Linked DNA regions of Mus musculus: region 2 is linked to region 1. The links are chromatin contacts, found by Hi-C or POLR2A ChIA-PET in ENCODE. All regions are on one chromosome and are shown on one strand. Each heading gives the region's core, a stretch centred on a gene start or an enhancer-like site at or near the end of the contact. The rest is flanking DNA. Distances are from core to core; before and after follow the strand shown.

Region 1 (5,584 bases), core at 1,888-4,387:
GCTGTTGGATACAGGAACTGGGAACCAAACCTGGGTCCTCAAGTCTAACCTTAGGTTCTCTGGGAAGAGTTCTCTTAACTGCAAGCCATCTTCAGCTGTACTGTCTCTCTCCTATTTGAGACAGTTTTACTGTGTAGCCCTGGCTAGCCTTGAGCCCTGAGACTGCCTGTTTCTGCTTTTTGGTCCTAGAATGAAAAGCCTGTGTCATCACATCCCGCTACAACCATATTTTCTTAGAAACTTAAACAAACAAACAAAAAACCTAAACCCTTATTGTAGTAAAATATATGTAACATAAAAGAGAACCATTTAAATCATTTTCAGTACTATTAAGCATATTGTGCTTTGTAATTTTTTTATCTCTCTCCCTCTCCCTCTCTCTCTTAGAGAGAGGAAAGGTCTCTTTACACAGTCTTGGCTTCCTTAGAATTACCTGGCTGGCCTTGCACTCACAGAGACATACCAACCTCTGCCTCCCTAGTGCTGGGATTAATGGCATTTTTGATTTGAGGGTTTGTTGATCAGATTAAGACTCGCTATTCCAGTGGCTAAATATAGATGGCTAAGTGAATAAACATACTTGGTCTTCTTCCAGAGAACCTATGGTTCCTAGCACCCAAATCCTGTGGCTTACAAGGGGATCTGATGCTCTCTCTTCTGGATTACGCAATACGCATGTGCACATAAACACAAGATCATTTAAAATACAAACAAACAAACTGGTTATGGTTGCACACATCAGTAATACAAATGTTCGGAAGGTTTAGGCAGGAGGACCAGAAGTTCAAAGCCATCCTATCTACATAGGAAGTTGGAGGACAGAATGGAATACATGGGACCCTGTGTGAAATAATAAAATAAAAGGACTCATTATTTTTGGACCTAGAGAGATGGCTCTGCAGTTACTGCTCATTGCTTTTGTAGACGACTCAGGGTTCAGTTGCCAGTACCCACACCTATAACTCCAATTCTAGAGGAACGATGCCTTCTCGCCTCCAGCGGCACCTGTATACATGCAGTGCACATAATAAACTCAGGTAAGCACACACACATACATTAACTAAGAAAAAATAAATCTGAAGACAACATTTATTTTAAAGACCAGTAAGATGGTCAGTAAATAAAGGTGCTCACAGAGGAAGCCTGGCCACTCAAGTTCATTCCCTGGAGCACGCATAAAAGGTAGAAGAACAGAAGTGATTCAACAAAGCTGTCTTCTGACATGCAGGCAAATAGCGCAAATGTCTGCACACACACAGATAATATCTTAAAAGAATCATAATTCTAAGTAATAACTTTCAGAGAACTTCTTTCCTCTTGAAAAATGAGTTTCTTTGCTAATGAAAATGATATAGACCATTATGGTTTTCCCTCTTTTTACCTGGAAACACATAACATTCTTTAATGTTTATCTGTGAAGCCAATGCCCATGTTCCTGGCATAATTATTTGCCTATTAAAAAAAAACTTTCTTTAGTCACACATTTTCCTATTTAATCTGATTTAGAATATGTGTTGCTTTAGTTTTAGGAAGTAGGTGTTATGTAAGTTTTAAATATATTCTTAAAATTTTGGCATAATGTAATAAATTGTAGGCTCAATATAGCTGGATTCAATCTAGATTATAATTTTTTTATAAGAAAGATTTGATTCTTTGAAACAGTCTTACTCTATAGCCTGAACTCAGAGTTCTTCCTGACTCTGCCACCTGCCAGGACAAGAAGGAATCTTTCAAAGTACATTCAATGTGACAGAAAAACATACTAACCACTTTACTGTGAACTATCCATGCTGTAGATATTATTATTCACTTTACTAAAGTTCAAAGTAACAAAGAAACTTCGGAAGGTTATAAAGTAATTAGGGATAGGACTCAAGTCTGGTTCAACTCAAACTTACTTCCTGCTCCTAAGCATACAGTATACTGCTTCCTAAGCTGCAGGTTCTATTTATTTTCCATTGTTGATGACTTTCCCCATTCTGGGATTCTTTCTGAGAGAATGCTACAACCAACTCTGGAATGGAGTAGAACTCTGCTTCCTAACAAGCTTACTGCTGTGCAGCGAACTCCCAGCTTTCTAAGTAGAATCCTAGCTCACCCTCTAGACCTTGGCCAACTTAGAGCCTGAGCTGAGCCCAGAGTCTTCTTAGCATCTTAGTTCCCGAGTAGAGAGTGGTTCCTCAGATTTGGTCACCCAGCAGAGGCAATTCCTCATTAGTGATCCACAGAGTACCTTAGGCCCTGGTCCACCGGTTCCATCTGGCAAGGAAGCTCTTTAAACAGGACAGTAAAACAACTCAAAACAGCTTCAGGAAGTCCCTGAAACTAACCAGATTCATTAGGTCTCTCTCTGTCAGAGCAAACAGTAAAAGGTGATCGTCTCTCTCAAACTAAAGGAAGTTGAGCTGAAAAAAAAAAAAAAAAAGCCTCTCAGACAAGCTGCACTGCAAAGAAGACTCTGAGATGGGACCAGCTGCCTGGGAGGAGCAGAAGCCAGCTGAGCTGCCTGGAAGAGGTTCAGACCAGAGTCACTTGGAAAGGACATGCCAACGCAGTGAGCTGCCTGCAGGCTGTGCAGTTTTTATAATCTGTCACCCATGCTGGGGTGGGCCCTGGGGTCGCAGCTGTCTCTGAGTCATTCCTGCTCCTGTAAGTGACCCCTTATCCATGCTCCTGTTAAAATAAAACGCATTGGTTCGCCAAGTTGGACTTTGGTGTTATCTGTACTTCGGTCTGTCGGTGGGAGCTCTGTCTGGGGTGAGATGTGTTTACCGTCCCCCCAGGAAAAGTTTGGTCACACAACACTCAGGAGAGGGCAACACCCCTCAGCAAACTTTCTGAGACTTCTCTCCAGGGTCCCGCGCCAAGCCACAACCGCACCTTTCCTTCTCCTAACCTCTCTCCTCCCTGCCATTCTCTTTTGCTGCATCTTGGTGTCTCTCTTCAACTCCCTCTCTGTCTCTCTCTCTTGGTCGTCTCCGTTCCCAGATCCCGCAGAAAACTCACGCAGCGCTTCTGTTCGCGGTTGTTCCTCCAGTCGGATCCGTGCTTCACCTTTCCCTGCAGCTAGCCGAGGGACTCTGAGCCACAGCGGTTCAGCCACCAGGCCTGGAATTCGCCTTCAGCCGGCCCACACCCGAAGCTCCGCCCCCTCCCCCCATTGGCTATCGTTCTTAGAAAGTCCCGCCCCCAACCTCTCCGCCCCGCTTCCCTTGTTTTCATTCCCCCTGTCACACGAGGCAGTAGCGACCCCGAAGTGGGAGGGAAGAAGTCGGAGCCTTGAAGTCGTAGAGGGAAGGGGACGGGAAGAGGGCGGAAAGTGAAGGGCCCAGAGTGCCTCTCTGTCCCCGATCTAACTCAGTTCTCGACTGCTCCGGGCCGGCGTGGTATTGTGGGATCGCGGCGCCTGGCGCGAGACGCTCGCCGCCGCAGGGGCGTCCACTCGAGAGCGCCTCCTGTCGTCCGTAAAGCTACCCTGCCATCCCTCGGTCCCCCCAACTCCTCCCGCCCCCCCATCCCCTCCTCCTCCATCCTCCAGTTCAAAATGGCGGCGGCGGCGGCGGCGGCGGCGGCGGCAGCGGCAGCGGCGATGGCTCCTCCGGGCTGCCCGGGTTCGTGCCCCAACTTCGCCGTAGTCTGCTCCTTCTTGGAACGCTACGGGCCGCTGCTGGACCTGCCCGAGTTGCCGTTCCCAGAGCTGGAGCGGGTGCTGCAGGCGCCGCCGCCAGACATCGGCAACGGAGAAGGTAAGCGATCGGCCCGAAAGCCCGGCGGGAAGCGGCCCTGGCGCGCTTTAGCTCTCCATAGATACCCTGGGGCTCTGCGGCCGTCCCTCGCCAGGGATTGGCCTCCGCGGAGTCCCTACTCCTCGTAGCCCGGGGGTTCCTGGGTGCTGGGGAGGCGGGGCGGAGGCCCCCTAGGGCCACCGTGCCCCGCGGGGACGGAGGTGGGGGCGTCGCGGACCGGGTGTGGGCTAGGGCCCAGGAGGGGGTATTGTGCCGGCCTGACGCTCTGGGGCCGGGTCCCCCGCGCCGGTGTTGCCTCCAGTTCTTACCCCTTTAGGTGGCGGGGGAAGGGGAGCGCAGGTTCCGGCCAGCTTTGCGCTTTTCTCTTCCCCTCCTCCCACCAATCCGCCCCACCGTCTCCCGGGAGGCTGGGCCCATCTTCTCTCGGCGCCCCCTCTGCTCACTCCACCTGAGTGGGCGGGGGCCCGCGGACACTCCGCTCTCCCGGTGGTGGGAACTCCCCCGAGAGAGTCGGCTCCTGCCTTTTCCCGTCCCCTGGAGGGCTGGTCTAGCCCCCCAAACTCCTTCCTCCTTGGGAGATCTGAGTCTATGACCAGAGAGGGGGCTTCCCCCCTATTCTCGCGTAGGAAGGGGAAATGAACTCGGCCCAGCTTCTCCGCTCTGGGTAGGAGAGGGTTAATATCTCCTCCTCCATAGTTTTTCTCCTCACCACCTCCCCCAAAATAATAGAAAAGCATCTCTCCACTTTTCTCTATCCCTTCCCCCTATCTCAGCTACAGGGCTTAAGGGAAGAAGTCACTCTTCCATTTGCTGGCTGGGGTGGGGTGGTTAGTCTGTAGGCTGGAGGAGGGGCTCAGATGGCTGGGGAAACAGTTGAAGAAGGTGCTTGTTGCTCATGTTTCTCTCTGGTGCCGCTGGTCTATTATTGGTGTTCGCAAGTGGTGCTCCTTCCACATAAGGCCACCGCGCGGGTTCAGGGCGCATGCTCTGCCCGGCCCCATTGAAACTTCCTGCTGCTGCTGCTGGTCGTGGTTCTTTTGCTGGAGCATCTCAGCGCTGTGTTTGCTGCTTGCAGTCTTTACACGCTGAGCGCTAACCCTCTCCCCTATTAGTCCCGATCCATTCCGCTCCTTTTCTGGTACTTTATTTCCCTAGGAGAAGCCTAATTTGTGTACTCCGAACATTGCCTTTGTTTAGCGACAGCCCTTGGCAAAAGAAGAAACGTTTCCCAAATAGGTCTTCTTTTCTTCTTTTTCTTTTGATCTGTGCGTAGATGACCAGGGTGGACTGGGTATTGTACAAGGCATGATAGCTGTGACCTTTCTAAGAAAGCAGAGTTGCTTTTTTGTTCTGTATAGAAAATACGTTTCCGATATGATGTATTTACATAGCTAAGGAAAGACCCAAGTGTGAACTTATTCAAAGTATTACCTGTAGAGAAAATGTGTGATATACAATGTTATTAAGTATTAATCCTACAGCAGTTATTGGTACAATGGTCGTATACTTTCTTTCCACTTTCTCTTTTGAGACTGGCCTGGAATTCTGTATACCATGCTGGCTTGGAACTCTTAGGAATCCTCCTGCCTCTGCCTGCCTCGTGCTAGGATTAAAGGCATTTGTCACTACGCCAGGCTCTGCATCTCTTTACTGGTTCACAGTTCTTAGACTGTATCTGGCTATAAAAATCTAGTTTTTTAAACTATGAAATCAGAGTTAAATTACTTTAGGTTAAGATTTTTTGCAGACTTTCTTTAAACATTAAGCTTCTAGTGTATTAATTTCATTATCAAAATATATTCACATTCTTTTTGAAGAAAGTAGTCACTGTGAAGTGT
Region 2 (5,584 bases), core at 2,161-4,660, 65 kb before region 1:
CGTCATCCAGTTAGTCATGCTGCTTAAAGGACAGCAGGTAAAAAACTGTTCCTGGCAAGGCCAAGGGTCAACATGGTAAGAATTTCAGTTCAGTTTGCAGCTTAGTGAGAAAGTGGAGAAGTCAGGGGACAGGTGACTGAATCATCCACTAAGCTTTCTGGAACATTGTTGGAGGATTTTGTGAAGAGAATTTGACATGGCCTTGTCTGTCTTTCAGCATTTCTCATTCTTGAAACCTTTTTGAAATTTATACCAGATTGTTCTGTTCTGTCCATCATTTGATGCATATTAAATACCAATCTTATATGTCTCCTCTTTATTTTTCCTCTTTTATCATGTCTCTCAGGGTTATCTGTTTGTTCTATCCCCCTAATGAGATCATTAACTCTATAAGTAGAGTTACTATGGGATGACTTTCATCATGTTCTTTTCGGGCTCAACCTAGTGACTTAGTCATAGTGAATGCTTAGCCAATATTTCCTAAAACAAATCTGCACAGGATAGCTATATAACTGGCATTTATATAGCACTTAAGAAATACATAAATTAAAATTGCTTTCTTGCTAGATTGAACATTATTTCTCCAGGACATCACTATAGCTTCCATGGTCAGCATGGAGATTCGCTTATACATGATGCATCATCTTATGGTTAAGTTGGCAGGGTTTGGAGTCAGACAGATCTGAGTAAGCTATTAGTCCTTTCTTTGGTCTTTCCTTTTACCTGTTGTCTTTAGTATTTCTGTCTGTCCTGTGCCAGGCCCTGCTGTAAGAAAGGCTGTAATAGTGAGTGACAGCTGTGATCTGCTCTCATGAACCTCGCAGTCTCATGGGAGTCAGAAGTAGTTATTAGAAAGGCACAGTAGTAAAATGAAATGTGCACACAGCTTGAGGGAGATACCATAAGGGTCTGTCAGGGGAGCCTGGCTCTTTACGGTCAGGGAGTGCAGCAGTCAGATCTAAGGAATCTAAAGTTGAACTCAAAACGAGAAGGAACTAGGACTAGTGTGGCAAGAATTGTTGGCAGTGTGAGGCGGACAGACATTGCAGGCAGAAGGGCAGAGATTAGGTCTGTTGTGAGTAATTTGTATTCTGAGACCAAAGAGGACTGTGTGTCAGGAAGACAAATGGCTGAAGTGTGCTGTCACATTGTGCGGGAGGGCTGTGGAGCTCATGCAACCCACATCTCATTTGTTGGTGTTATCTGGCCACACAGACTTCTGGGCTGTTTTTAAGCATTCTACTCTAAGGCCTTTATGGTTTTTGATCCTTTTGATTATAAAATATTCAACTCATCCTAGTAGTCTTTGATTTTTTTTTCTAAAGCTGTTCCTCTTCTTTTGTGTGTGCGTGGGTCTTGTTATGTATTTAGGCTGCCCTCAACTTGTAATCCTTCTGCCTCTGCTTCCCAAGTGCTGGCACTACAAGTGTGTGAGACCACCACAGCACAGCCTGCTCTTTTCATAGTTGTCAGCCACTGATAACTCAGACATTGAGGTAAAAGATTCAGACACAGGGAAAAGGGAAGGTTAAAGAGCAAAAGGGGGTGGGCAGGGTGGGGCAGAGCTGTAATCCCAGTGCTCGGGAAGTGGAGGCAGGAGGATCGGAGTTCAGGGCCATCCTATGTCCTCGCTACATAGTACCAGTTGGACCTGGACAGCGTGAGACCCTGCCTCAAAACAAAAACAACAAACAAACAAACAAACAACAACAACAAACCAGAGAGAAGCCAGGTGAGGTGGTGGTGCTTTCCTTTAATTCAAAGCCAGCCTGGTCTACATAACAAACTCTAGGCCAACCAAGGCTACAGAGTAAAGTCTCAAAAAATAAATAAACTAAATAAATAAAACCAGGAAGAAGAAGAGAAAGAATAGAAAGAGGCAAGGCCCCTTCTTAGATCAATAAAATGAGGTCTTTCCCAGGGATTTTAGCTAGCAAATTTCTAAATATTTTTTTCATATGCACAGCCTAAATGGACACGTGGTCATGGAGAAGGGAACGGTGTGTGGAACATGAATCCCTGTTGCTAATTTTTACCTTTCTGTTTTTCTCTTCTGCAAAGGATTCATCCAGGGATATTAGAGAGGCTCTTCATGAACTCTTATGCTGCACTAATGTCTCAACCAAAGAAGGGATTCATCTTGCACTGGTGGAGCTTCTAAAAAACCTAACCAAGTACCCTACTGACAGGGACTCCATATGGAAGTAAGGACGTTTACCTCATTACTAAGTCTCGTCAAAAGAAAACTGTAGCGCGCACATTATTTGGTGGATCGTCCTAGACTAGGTGTAGCCCTCAGTTTCACCTTGACTTTAGAACCTGGGCGCAGTGTATTCATAAATAAAATACATCTTAAAAAAAAAAAACAAAAAAAAATGGCTTAGCTCATGGAGTCCACTCTCAGCTTGCAGAGGATAGAGAGGTAGGGAATACATAGATAGGAAGGTTGGACAAGATAGTAAAAAAAAGTCAGAACATTTAGAAATGAAGTCTAGTTTTAGAGAGGCTCTGCTGTGTAGATCTCCAGAAGGACCTGCTTAATTGCTTTTCCTACCTGGGTTCTGAATATAAGCAGAGAAAATAAAGCCAGCCAAACCCACTGCAAACTGCAGCCTTTACAGTGTGCCGGGAGGCAGAGCGGGTAAAGGGCTGAGAAAGAGAAGGTAAGGCTGGGCATGCTGGTCTTTAATCCTAGCATTCGGGAGGCAGAAGCTAGCCTTGAAAAGTACTTTCCTGTTTTTTGTTTGTTTTGTTTTAAGTAAATGTTCGCTGAAAACTTTTTGGGTTTTTTGGTGATTTATTTCATCTTATGTGTAGGAGGATTTGCCTACATGTGTGTATATGCATCTTGAGTGGTTTTGGTGCCCAAGGAGGTCAGAAGATGGTGTCAGATCCCCTGGAACTAGATTAGAGATAGTTGTGAGCCACAGTGTGGGTGCTGGTAGTCAAAGCCAGGTGTAAGACAGATGCTCTTAACAAAGCCTGCTCCTTATGCTTTCTCTCTTCTGCTGGCCTGTCACTGAAGTCCTATCAGCTGCACACTATCTGATCTGGAGTGTGAAAAGTGTCAAATTCAGCTTCTTATTACCTACAGTGCTGGTTACTGCTGCCTTAGCTGGCTAATAAGAGCAGACTTTAACACTTACATTTCTTCTTGTGTGAAGGGAGGTGTGAGGGTGTGTGTGTGTGTGTGTGTGTGTGTCAGTGTTGGGTAGCTTCCTCTGTGTTGCTTTCCACTTTACCTAATTTTTAAAAATTGTTTTATGTGTATGGGTGTTTTGCCTGTATGTGTACCTGTGTACCACTTGCATGGCTGATGCCCTTGAAGACCAGAAGAGAGCCTTAAAACCCTTGGAACTGGAATCACAGATGATTGTAAGGCACCATGTGGCTGCTGGAATGAAACCCTGCATGATCTGGGAGAGCAGCCAGTGTTCTTAACCAGTGAGCCATCTCTTCGAGCCTTTTATTTTTTGAGACCAGGTCTCTTACAGAATCCAGAGCTTGTTATCTGGACTATGTGGCCAACAGGCTCCCAGGAATCAGCCCACTTCAGTCTGCTAAGTGCCAGGACTGCAGGCACAAAGTGTCCAGTGTTGTGGTTTGATGTTTGTATGTGTGCTCAGGGTTTCTGTCCACAGGCTTCAAGCTCTTTACCTCCTCTTCAGCCCCCTTTGTAATTCAGTGGAGCCAGGCTACTTACACTTCTAAGCCAGAGCTTAAGAAACAGAATTGCCTCACTTGTGTAGGTTTGCAAAGCTCGGAAAAGCCCTTCACTTTTACTATAGTAGCTAATTATTACTGAGTTCTAACTAATAACATTCCTAAGTACTTTGCTTTTTTTTTTTCTCATTTAAATCCTATTTTATAAACAACCTGCTCAAGGCTACATAGTTTCAGGACATCCTGTAGGATATCAGTTGTGTTATTTTGACTACAAGTTAAAAAAAATATGTCTCAAATCATCTTAAATAATACATCTAATTTTTACATAACAATACATGATAAAATGTTCAGGATTGACCAGCTTGTCAGAGTGAGAGTCCTGGATGCTGACCTCTCCTAGCTTTCTCCTCAGAGCTGCGAGATGGTTGCTTCATAAGAGAGCGTCTAAAGACCCCAGGGAAGGGGTGTTCCCTTCATGCGTTTCTTTTTATGTGCTCAGAGCGCCATTGCTGAGCAGCTCCCCAGCAGACTTGTCTTGCTCCATTTACCAGAGCTGAGTTACTTGACTGCTAGCAAACCAGCTGCCGGAAGTGATGTGAATGCTGGGTGGGCTGACCCAATAGCAAAGCAGCGCCTCACTGTTTTCCTGGTACCGAGGAATTAGTTTTCTTGGCAAGGAAGATGGAGGAACTGGCTGTTGTTAAACAACCAGTAATCTGGGGCCTGGAGAGATGGCTCAGCGGTTAAGAGCACTGACTGCTCTTCCAGGGGTCCTGAGTTCAGTTCTCAGCAACCACATGGCAGCTCACAACCATTTGTGATGAGATTCGATGCCCTCTTCTGGGGTGTCTGAAGACAGTGAACTTTCATAAAGCAAACAAACAAAAACCAACGAGTATCTGCATTTGAGCTCTTCTAATTTCGTGATAGCCATTTGCAGTGAACTAGCCGAGTTCTGAGGAATCGGATGACTTACTTGAAGTTGTAGTGTTGTGCAAAGTGGGTAATTATGAGTTTCCATACCAAACCAGGCTTTCTGATCTAGTCCCTGCACTTATTGATTTACTGATATGGTTCCTGTTGGTTTGTTTCAGGTGCTTGAAGTTTCTGGGCAGCCGGCATCCGACCCTCGTGCTTCCTCTGGTGCCAGAGCTCTTGAGCACGCACCCATTTTTTGATACTGCTGAACCAGACATGGACGATCCAGCTTGTATCCTCTATGCTTAGTTCAGATGGGCGCTGCTGTCTTAGCAGAGAACGGGATTCTTCAGTGGTCTGAACTTCACTTAAAGTGTTTCCTTTTGTTGCTGTAGTATGTCAGAAGGACTCTGGTGGCTGTTCCCAGCTTACATTGTTTTCATAATAATTCATCTTTGCTGTTTAATAGCAACAGATATTACTACTACCTTTTATTTACCTCTTCATACATTGCACATATTCATTATATATTTTGTACAATTTATTATGACTTGCCACACAACCTTAGGAGGGGAAGGAGAGAGGAAGAGGGTTTTGTTTTGTTTTTTTTTTTTAATTTAGACAAAATTGAGTTTTAAGTAACTCAGAAAAAATCAGATCTGCAGCCAGATGTTATGCCGTCCACCTGTGGGCTGCTGCGGACGTTTGAGGCAAGCCTGGCCTACATCTAAGATACATTGGGAAACTGTTTTTTGTTTGTTTGTTTGTTTAGTTTTTAAGGTTGGTGTAGGGGAAGAGGCTGCTAATGTAGCTTGGTGGTAGAGGGCATGGATGGGCTTGAATAATACAGGCCAGGCTCTTCCTCCTCCTGCACCACAACAAAGAAAGAAGCAGAAGCTCAAATAGATCTGCCTTGAACGCTTGAGATGTCTGATTTTAAAGCTTTCCTGTGTCTTGAACCATGCTTACTCGGACCTGCAGCCTGAGGGAGGTGCTAGCC

What was found. A loop is a pair of places that touch in the nucleus more often than their neighbours do. ChIA-PET counts read pairs that join two places held with the same protein, here RNA polymerase II (POLR2A).
Region 2: POLR2A ChIA-PET joins it to region 1 with 12 read pairs in embryonic stem cell. The contact joins the enhancer-like site here to the promoter of Aamdc in region 1. A Hi-C loop is called at or near these places in 1 of 37 maps with a recorded cell type or tissue (left cerebral cortex). POLR2A ChIA-PET finds 5 or more read pairs at or near these places in 3 of 5 experiments (Patski and embryonic stem cell).

The regions. Positions count from the first base shown.
Region 1 is chr7:97,576,360-97,581,943 of GRCm38, forward strand. It overlaps Aamdc (adipogenesis associated Mth938 domain containing), which reads right to left and starts at 3,138. Exons shown (of 5, transcript NM_001177945.1): 1 at 3,007-3,138. It overlaps Rsf1 (remodeling and spacing factor 1), which reads left to right and starts at 3,537. Exons shown (of 16, transcript NM_001081267.2): 1 at 3,537-3,746. The coding sequence starts at 3,545.
Region 2 is chr7:97,511,466-97,517,049 of GRCm38, forward strand. It overlaps Ints4 (integrator complex subunit 4), which reads left to right. Exons shown (of 23, transcript NM_027256.2): 12 at 2,062-2,204; 13 at 4,761-4,876. Among named protein-coding and RNA genes, the nearest start is that of Ints4, 33 kb to the left of the region's middle. Within about 2 kb of position 3,411, at least 1 of the 3 ENCODE cell types and tissues checked has a DNase peak (open chromatin) inside an H3K27ac peak, as active enhancers do.